Regions from separate parts of the Homo sapiens genome. Here region 2 is linked to region 1. A link is a loop called in an ENCODE intact Hi-C map of the cell type or tissue named here. Cell type or tissue: CD4-positive, alpha-beta T cell. All regions are shown on one strand.

The links. Peaks named below come from ENCODE experiments on the same cell type or tissue, not always from the same donor. Only the 100,000 strongest peaks of a DNase experiment are listed, where the experiment ranks them.
Region 2: a loop joins it to region 1, with 2.6 times the contacts of the local background. A loop is called at or near these places in 10 of 110 quality-filtered maps.

What each region holds. Positions count from the first base shown.
Region 1 is chr1:228,086,051-228,091,050 of GRCh38, reverse strand. The region is part of intron 1 of ARF1 (ARF GTPase 1); the gene reads right to left. Among named protein-coding and RNA genes, the nearest start is that of ARF1, 5.8 kb to the right of the region's middle. RefSeq lists an enhancer at 1,025-1,084. In CD4-positive, alpha-beta T cell, no CTCF peak of the experiment used is centred here; DNase peaks (open chromatin) are centred at 210, 1,270, 2,280 and 2,960; H3K4me3 peaks cover 1,026 bases; H3K27ac peaks cover 2,112 bases.
Region 2 is chr1:228,495,615-228,500,614 of GRCh38, reverse strand. It overlaps RNF187 (ring finger protein 187), which reads right to left. Exons shown (of 4, transcript NM_001010858.3): 4 at 4,427-5,000. Among named protein-coding and RNA genes, the nearest start is that of RNF187, 11 kb to the right of the region's middle. In CD4-positive, alpha-beta T cell, no CTCF peak of the experiment used is centred here; no DNase peak of the experiment used is centred here; H3K4me3 peaks cover 451 bases.

The sequences.
Region 1 (5,000 bases):
GCTTCTTGGTATTTGTGAAGTGTTACTTCAAAGCACCTCACCAAACGTAAGTCCTTCTGAAATCTGCAGATGCACAGCTCTAACCACACACCAGGTGGACTCCCAGGGCTGCTGAAGGCAGTGTCTCATGACCTCTGACCACAGCTACAATGAAGGACTTGCACTGGCTGTGCACATGGCATCATGGCAAATGCTCTCCAGTCCTTTGTGCTGCCCCAGCCCTGCTCTCTCAGTGATGGGACTCTGGTCTGTCACTGAGCACAAGGCCCTCTAGAATAAAACCCCTGTTTCCTGGCCTCCCTGCAGCTGTGCACACCCCGTGAGTCAGCTTTGTCCATGGATGCTTACACAAGGACATGGAAGGGGCAGCAGAGCCTGGGGCCTACCAGTATTTCTACTCTGGCAGGCAGGGTGCAGTTGGCCTCTACCTGGCCCCCAGTGCAGTGGCTGATGGACTGGCCACTGGGAAAACCAAGACCAAAAACGCAAACCCACATTAGCCCCCAACACTGAAACTCACAACACAAGCTGAGAATAAGGAACCTGCAGGGATTTAACACTGCAACGAGGAACAGCTAAGAAACACAGCACCCCTACCCCCACCTCTCCCTGCAGGTGACAGCTGCCGGGAGAGTACTTCAACCAGCCCCGTCCCCAGGGCCAAAGAACCAGCAGTTTGAGGTCAGTTTGGTGCCCACAGGGGAGACCCTGTCTCCACAGGGCTTCTGACCAGAACCCCAACTCCTAGGTGAGGTCCCAATGCCCTGGATCATGGCCCAGTCCAATTCTGCCAGGCGCCTATGCTGTGCCCAAGGGCTCTTCCAACTTGAGGGCAGGCACTCCCAGGGGCCTGGGCCCTTGTGCTTCACTCTCTCCCATGCATGCTAAACAGCGAATGACTGTGCGATGGCACAGCACCAAGCCAAGAGGGCAGGACGAGTGTCCACATCCCAACCATCTGCTAGCAGTGCGTTCCCCTGTACCTCACATGGAGGCCGCTGGTTCCAGCAATGACCAGAGGCTGAGTCCACAGTGCCCATCTCAGCATGGTCAGCGCACACGTAGCGGAGCTATCTGATGTGACAATGCTACCCTGGTTTTCAGGGGAGTGGCAAGAACCCAGGAAGAGAGGGTGATACTCAGTTTTGCCAGTTCACTTCCTGAACTACACACTCACCACAGACATGCTGGGCACTGAGCTACTGCCAGGCACTGTTCTGGACGAACATAGGCCCACCATTGTGTGGGGCTGGGGGATCCAGGGCCCTGAAGGCCCCTTTCTACACCACTTGAAAAAAAAAAGGGGAACTGGAACAGCACACTGCTGGTGTTGCTGTCATAAACTGGGAGAGCAAGTTGCTCCTTCCTCCAACCACTAGAAGGGGGTGGGGCCCTTGTAGCTTCTCCGCACCAGGTTAAAGAAAATTAATGCAATGGCTGCACCAGTGATTGAGCCAATGCCTAAAACTTGATTTCTGCCTTCAAGAAACGTTCATTTTAAAAATGTAGGCTGAGGGGAAACACCACACAAAGACTTGCTCTTCCAGAGAAATCAAAAGCGAAGTGCAACAATGGGAGTGGGAACCATCACCAGGTTTCCCCCAGCTTTGGGACGAGCACCACCTTGCCACCCCACCCCACTCTGGTCAGTCAGACATGTAAAGAGACGGGGATGCCCCCCCACAGACCCTGGGAGGCCACCGCCCTTGCAGGAAATCCTCGCTTCTGGAGGCACTCCAGACCTAGGTGAGAGAAAGGCACACCCCGGGGACACTCTGGGGACCTCCCTTCAAGTGACCTAGTTCTCACACACACGCTGGCATCTGCCCTGCTCTCCAGGTGATGGTGGCCCCTACACAACGACCCCACATTTCTCTTCAAGACTTTAGACCCTCCTCCCAATTCCTGCCCCTTGACAGCCAGCTTTGCAGCCGAAACCCCCCTCCCAAACCCAACAGGCATTCTCCGCTGTGATGCGAGTAGCCTCCCTCCTGTTCCCCAGGCAAGAACCCCGTCTCCAGCCTCCTCCTGCGTGTTCTCAGCACACCAGTCAGCCAGGTGACCCGATGTTCTACTCAGAGCTGCCCCACGGCTGCCGCCCGATCAGGTCCTTGCAATAGGCTGCCTTGGTCCACAACATAATGCCCACACTGTGCTCTAAATGCTGCCTCTGGCAACCCAAAAGGAAGTAGAGACAGCATCCCAGCACTCGCACAAGACGGCAGAGAACCACTGCTCTGTCCCAACTATGATGCAATGGGGAGTAAAGGAAAGTGACTTCACAACCACGCTAGAGGACCAAGGGTGGCGGCCAGAGAACCACCCTTACCAGGCTGCTCATGCACTGACACCACCAACCTCAAGGGCAAGCCATGTCCATGAAGCAACTACTGTAGCTTTTCCTTCTGGAAACTGAATTCTTGCTGTGATTCTGAAGAGAACAATACACAGTCATCTTTGATTTATAAGGTGATTTTGTTCCTGGAACTTCAGAACACCTGTTAAAACTATGCACAAAAATTTTTTTTTCATATTTATAACAGGTCTGGGACATCAGACGACCTCCCCTACATGAAGGTCAGACAGGAAGTGTTCTTGCCACTGCCAAAGGTGCCAGTGCTGCCACCCAAAAATGCCACCACAGATTACCAAATTCCTTTTTCTGGGAACCGCGGACCCCCTCCGAGGGCCACTGCACACCCCAGCAGGCTTCCCACCCAGTATGCACCCTACTCCTGACAGGTCTCCAAACTCTGCCAGCCAGCGCACTCACCTCAGGGATTCTGCCCTGATTGTCCCGGGCCACTCCTTCACATCTCTGCTCACATGGCACCTGTCAAATGACACTCAGCCCCTTCCGGATGGTCCTGGTATCTCCCTGCCTTCCCTCCACCAGTGTGGGCAGCTCTGTGTGGCACTCACCGTCACAGCCACTGCCCCCGTGGAGCCTCATGCTCATCAAGCAGGGCTTCCTTTGCCCAGAACAGGCCTTCCTCCCCAGCCTCCCACCCTCTTCCGCTGGGCACTGCACAAGTGACTCACCACCAAGGAGAGGAGAAAACAATGGCAAAAGAATGTTTATCAGGCCCATAGGGCTCATGAAGATCAACTGTACACATCTGCAGATGTGCTTTCCCTAAAAATTAAGTTCGTCACGAAAAACCTATCGCATCAACAAGGAATTGCATGCTTTTTAAAAACTGTACTCATGTGTGGGTCAGTCTGAACATTCTTTTGACCATAAAAATGTGGGAAAATGGGGTTGTAGATGCTGTTAACTACTGAAGGCAAAAGTGTGGCAGCTCAGTGATGTCAGACACAAGAGGGAGGGAAGGATGTGTGTTCAAAATCTGTTTTCTAAACCTGCCCCCAGGTCCTCAGCTGATGAGTAGGTATAAATTTTTTTAAGAGCTAAGGGTCCTGCTCTGTTACTCAAGCTGGAGTGCAGTGGTTATGATCACAGCTCACTGCAACCTTGACCTCCTAGGTTCAAGTGATCCACTCTCCTGCCTCAGCCTCCCAAGTAGATTGCACTACACAGGTGTGAGCCACAGTGCCTGGCTAGTACAAATATTTTAAGGAAAATGTCACCACCAAAATTGCCAGAAGATGTATTCATAGTATTTTAAATATAAATCAATAAATTTGATTGGTGAGTGAGCAACTGCATTCCCATCTACAGAAGGTACAAAGCACAGGCACATCTAACTGCCTCCGTTCCCAATCCCCAGGATGAGTATAGATGATAGCTTCTTGGCCATTTGTACCTAAATCAAACCTATAAAATACTTAAAAGTTTCCCGCATAGCGTATATGGTACTGCAAAAATAACTTGCTGTATGACACAAATGGAAAGATGTCTCATGTCTAGCCATGCTACCACTGGAAGCCCTTTGGAAATGAATCTTTCTAGCTTGCTGGCATCCCTTCAGGGAGTAAAAACTATTTTAATACATTCTGCCTAGAAGGCTTTCAAAATATACTATTTTGAGGACATAGGAAAACCCAAACTCAGTTTCTCACACACTCTTATAACACAGGTCGCTTCTCACACCACATGAGCAGGGGTTTCTCCCTACATGCCAAGCAAGCAACCAGTTCTGCGTTCTGCAGCAGACACCAGCTAGGTGTCGTTTAATTCAGTTCAATTCTGACACTGTCTACCTGGAGGCAATCACAAACTCCAGGTTATTTTACCTGTGCTTCTGGACAGCCATCTATAAATCAGGGTTCCCATAACTCCTTCCCCTTGGGTTCAATTAATTTGCTAGAGTGGCTCACAGAACTCAGAAAAACACTAAAGGTTACTGGTTTTTCATAAAGGATGTTACAAAGGATACAGATGGAGAGATGCAGTGGGCGGTGTATGAGGGAAGAGACACGGCGCTACCTTTCCCTCCTGGCTGTGCCATTCTCCAGGAACCTCCATGAATTCAGCTTTCTGGAAGCTCTCTGAAAACCCAGGCAGGCCTTTCGGGTATTTCCCATCAACAAGGAATTTCATGCTGTTTCTTTTTTTTCTTTTTTTTTTTTTTGAGACAAAGTCTCGCTCTGTTGCCCAGGCTGGAGTGCAGTGGCGCGATCTCTGCTCCCTGCAAGCTCCACCTCCCGGGTTCACGCCATTCTCCTGCCCCAGCCTCCCGGGTAGCTGGGACTACAGGTGCACACCACCACACCTGGCCTATTTTTTTGTATTTTTAGTAGAGTCGGGGTATCACCATGTTCGCCAGGATGGTCTCAATCTCCTGACCTCATGATCCACCCGCCTCAGCCTCCCAAAGTGCTGGGATTACAGGCGTGAGGCACTACGCCCAGCCTCATGCTGTTTCAAAATTGTACTTAAGTGTGGTTCAGTCTGAACATTCCTTTGTACAAATGTGGAAACACGGGGCTGTAGATGCTGTTAACTACTGAAGGCAAAAGTGTGACTTCATGGTATAGGTGTGATTGATTAAATTATTGGCTATTGGTGACCAGCTCAATCTTCAGTCCCTCTCCAC
Region 2 (5,000 bases), 410 kb before region 1:
GCTAGAGATGATCAATCTTAGTGAGGAAGGCACATCCAAAGCAGAAAGATGCTACTTGTGCCAAAGTCAGCCAAGCTGTGAATGCAAAGGAGAAGTTCTTGAAGGAAACTGAAAGTACTCCAGTGAACACACGAATGATAAAAAAGCGAAAGTCTTATTGCAGATATGCAGAAAGTGTGCACGGTCTGAATAGAAAATCAAACCAGCCACAACATTTCCTTAATCCAAAGCCTAATCCAGAGCAAGATCCTCTCTTCAATTCTATGAAGGTTGAGAGAAGCGAGGAAGCTGCAGAAGAAAAGCTTGAAGCTGGCGGGGGTTGGTTCATGCGGTTTAAAAAAAGAAGCCATCACTGTAACATAAAAATGCAAGGAGAAGCAGCAAGAGCTGATGAAGGCGCTGCAGCAAGTTCTCCAGCAGATCCAGCTAAGATCACTGATGAAGGGGGCCACACTAACAACGGATTTTCAATGCACACAAAACAGCCTTCTATTAGAAGCAGATGCCATCCAGAACTCTCATAGCTAGAAAGAAGCCAATGCCTGGCTCCAAAGCTTCAAAGGACAGGGTGACTCTCTTGTTAGGGGCTCATGCAGCTAGCGACTTCAAATTAAAGCCAATGCTCATTCACCAATTACAACAATTCTAAGGCCCTTAGGAATTATGTTCAATCTACTCTACCTGTGCTGTATAAATGAAACAACAAAGCCTACATGACAGCACATCTGTTTACTGCATGGTTTACTATTTTAAGTCCATTAAAATATTAAAATAGCCATTAACACAACATTCAAGTCTTATTAACTTTCAAGTTAACTTCCATAATTAACTTTCAAGTCTTATTATTTAAGACATTTCATAAGGCTACAGCTGCCTTAGACAATGATTCCTCTGATGGATCTGGGAGAAAATTTTTAAAAACCTGCTGGAAAGGATTCACCATTCTAGATGCCTTAAGAACATTCATGATTCATGGGAGGAGGTCAAAACAGCAACATGAACAGGAGTTTGGAAGATGTTGATTCCAGCCCTCATGGATGACTCTGAGCGATCCCGGACTTCAGGGGAGGAAGTCACTGCAGATGTGGTGGAAACAGCAAGAGAACGAGAATTGGAAGTGGAGCCTGGAGATGGGACTGAATTGCTGCAGTCTCATGAGAAAACATGAATGGATGACAAGTTGCTTCTTATGGATGAACAAAGGAAGTGTTTTCTTGAGATGGAATCTACTTCTGGTGAAGATGCTGTGCACACGGTTGAAATGACAACAAAGGATTTAGAATTGACATCAACTTAGTTGATAAAGCAGTGGCAGGGTTTGAGAAGAGTGACTCTAATTTTTAAAGATGTTATGTGGGTAAACTGCTATCAAACAGCAACACATGCTACAGAGAAGTCTTTTGAATGGAAGTCAATTGATGTGACAAACTTCATTGTCTTATTTTAAGAAATTGCCACAGCAACCCCAAACTCCAGCAGCCACCACCCTAATTAGTCAGCAGCCACCAACATTGAGGCAAGACCCTCCCCCAGCAAAAAGATGGCAATTCACTGAACACTCAGATGATCATTAGCATTTTTTAGCAACAAAGTATTTTAAAATTAAGGTACATACATTGGCTTTTTTAGACATAATGCTACTGCATACTTAGTAGACTACATTACAGCCTATAAAAGCATTTTATATGCACTTGGAAACCAAACATTTCATGGGACTTGCTTTATTGCAGTATTTGCTGTATTGCAATGGTCTAGAAGCAAACCCATGGTTTCTCCAAGGTATGCCTTTTAGTTTGACCCCAGACTGCACTCCAAAGCAGCGGCCTTATTCTACACTCCTCACAGCACCTCTGGGCTCACCTAATGTGCCATCATCACTCAGACTTCAACATCACCTAGTGCTGCAGTTCCCACCACCCGCCCGAACCACCCCCGCCCCAACCCACCCCGAGCTAAAGCAGTATCTCATTATGGTTTTAATTATGATTCTCCAGTTACTAAATAGTTTAAGCATCTCCTTATATTTTGCTGCTGTCAACCTCATGAAATAATAGCTACTCAGTTAGGTAATGTAGAAGGTAAAATGGCCCCAAGCATTTTTATCTCCTCTCTTTGGCCACAGGATCCTGAAACTGAAAACGACCTTTGGGTCCCAACTATCCACGGCTTTCCCACAAAGCTCTGAAAATAAGAGTTGAGAAAAAAGTATTGAGCTACTGGACAAATACATCAGTGTCTTGAGAATGTGTCCCCTACCTTCCAGCAAACAAACTGTTGCTTTTCTATGCAGTGCCTGGCCTCAGTTTCCTTCCACATGTCACCCACAGCCAGCCTCGGAGATCCTCCTGCCTAGGGCTGCCCTTGACCAGAGAGATCTGGTTGCAGCAAAGCCACAGGGACACCAGTGGCTCCTCAGAGCTTGCGTGGTCAAGGGCTGAGGAAGGGCGTCTGTTTCAAGCCATTTCTATAAAACACCCTGTGGGAGCAGACCTGAAGGAGAGGGGCAACCGCCACACAGGTATGGGGGAGAAATGTTCCCTGGAGATCAGAGGCCGAGGCAGGGCCCACCTGGCTTGCTGAAGAACAGAGAGGCCATCATGCTGGGTCTGCAGGGAGCAGGGGGCACAGTGGTGACGAGAGAGGAAGAGCTCGGGGTGGATTATGTAGCACTTCCCAGGCCACTGCGAAGCTTTCCCGGAATGAATCTGAGTTGCTGCAGGGCCTTGAGTACAGCAGGGGCAGGCTCTTGCTTAGTTTTTATTTTCATTGTTTTAATAAATTTCATTGTGTATATTTAAGGTATGCAACGTGATGTTACAAAGTACAAACAGATAGCAAAATGGTCACTACAGGGGAGCAATTAACATTCCCATCACCTCCCAGAGTCAACCACTTTTAGGATTTTGTGGCAAGAGCAGCTGAAGTCTAGTCATTTAGCAGGAACTCCCAAAACAGTGCAATTTTATTACCTACATTCCTCCTGTTGTACATCGGATCACCAGACTGGTTCATCCTACATATTTTAAAGTAGAAACCCATCTACCTGCTGGGTTGAGAATGCATTGTTGGAGCAGCGGGAGGAGATGAGGTCCCCAGGTCTCCTGGGCAGAAGAGGACAGTGCCAGTGGGCCACGGTGGGGGACTGGCGGGGAGCAGGTAAGATGAGGTCAAGGTCTTTGGCTACAGGAAGAGCCTGCAGGATTCCTTTGCAGACCTATTGTGGACTGTTAGAGAAAACAACTCAGAGACAGCTCTGAGATGTCTGAGGACTGCAGGGATTGGGCCCCTGGGCAAGTCTGGGATGGAGGCAGTGGTTGGACCTGGAAGAGGGTTTGGGAGAGAGACCCACGTCAGAGAGGCAAGTGTGAGGTCACCATGGGGGGCTGGATAGGACAGAGAGGCCACACGAGGATGCCAAGGGTTCTTCCACATGAAGAGGGTGGAGTGGAGAGGACACAAGGGAGACGGAGGAGCATCAGCAAGGCCAGAGAAAGCCCTTGTGGAGGGAATGTCCCTACACAAAAATCCATTCAAAACAGACAAGGGCTTAATTGTAAGGCCTGAAACTGTAAAGCCAGTAGAAGAAAACACAGGTGAAAAACTCCATGACACTGGCCTAGGTTTCAGGGTTGTATCACTTCTTGCATATGACCCTAAAAGCACAAGCAACAAAAGAAAAATAAACATACATGATTGCATAGAGCTAAAAAGCTTCTGCACAGCAAAGGAAATCATAAACAGAGTGAAGACAACTCACAAATTGGGATAGAGTATTTGCAAACCATACATTAAGTAGGGGGTTAATATCCAAAATATACATGGAACTCAAACTCAATAGCAGGAAAGCAAATAAACGACTAAAAAATGAGCAAAGAACCTGAAGAGACACTTCTCAAAAGAAGACATACCAATGGCCAACAGGTATATAAAAAAATGCTCAACATCATTAATCATCAGGGAAACGTAAACCAAATCACAATGAGATTATCTCACACTTCTTAGAATGACTAATTTCAAAGAAAATAAATGTTGGTGAGTATGTAAATTATTATAGCCATTATGGAGAAGCATATGGAGGTTATTCAAAAACTTAAAAAGAGTACCGTGACCCAGCAATCCTACTGCTAAGTATTTTCCCAAAGGAAACGACATGAATATATGGAAGAGATACCCACACTCCTGTGTTTCTTAAGAGCACTTTTACAACAGTCAAGATACGGAATCAACCTACGTGGTCTAGAAGCAAAGTGATAAAGGGATAAAGTGGATAAATGGCTTAAGAAAATGTGGTGTATACACATCATGGAATACTATTTGGCCATAAAAAAGGAAACCCTGCCATTTGCAACATGGGTGAATTTACAGGACATTTATATTAAGTGAAATAAGCCAGGAACAGGACAAATATCACATGATCTCACTTATATGTGGAATCAAAATGTTGATTTATAGAATTAGAGAGTAGAACGGTGGTTAGCAGGGGCTGAGACAAGAGGATTTGGGGAAATTCTAGTCAGAGGGTACAGAGTCCCTGCTATACAAGAATAAACTCAAGGTCTATTGCACAGCATGGTGACTTCAGCTGATAACCGTGTACTGTACGCAGTTGGCCCTCTGTATCTGACTGTCCCACATATGTGCAGAGGGAGGGCTGACTGCAGGGTACTTGAGTATCTGCAGATTTTGGTATCCATGAGGGGGTCCTGGAACCAATCCCCCTTAGGCACAGAGGGATGACTGTATTTGAAATTGCTGAGTGTAGATTTCAAATATTCTCACCACCAAAAAAAACATGAGATGGATACATTAATCTGTCACTCCACAATGTACATAGATATCAAAACATCACACTGTGCCCCATAAATATATAATTTTCTTAAATAGAAAGAGGTTGTGATTGACAGGGTGGGATGTTGCTGGTCAGCTAGGTTAGGTGAGGATGGTGAAGCCACTGTCGGACCTGGTGATGTGGAGACACTGATGTTGTGGGAGACTCTGCC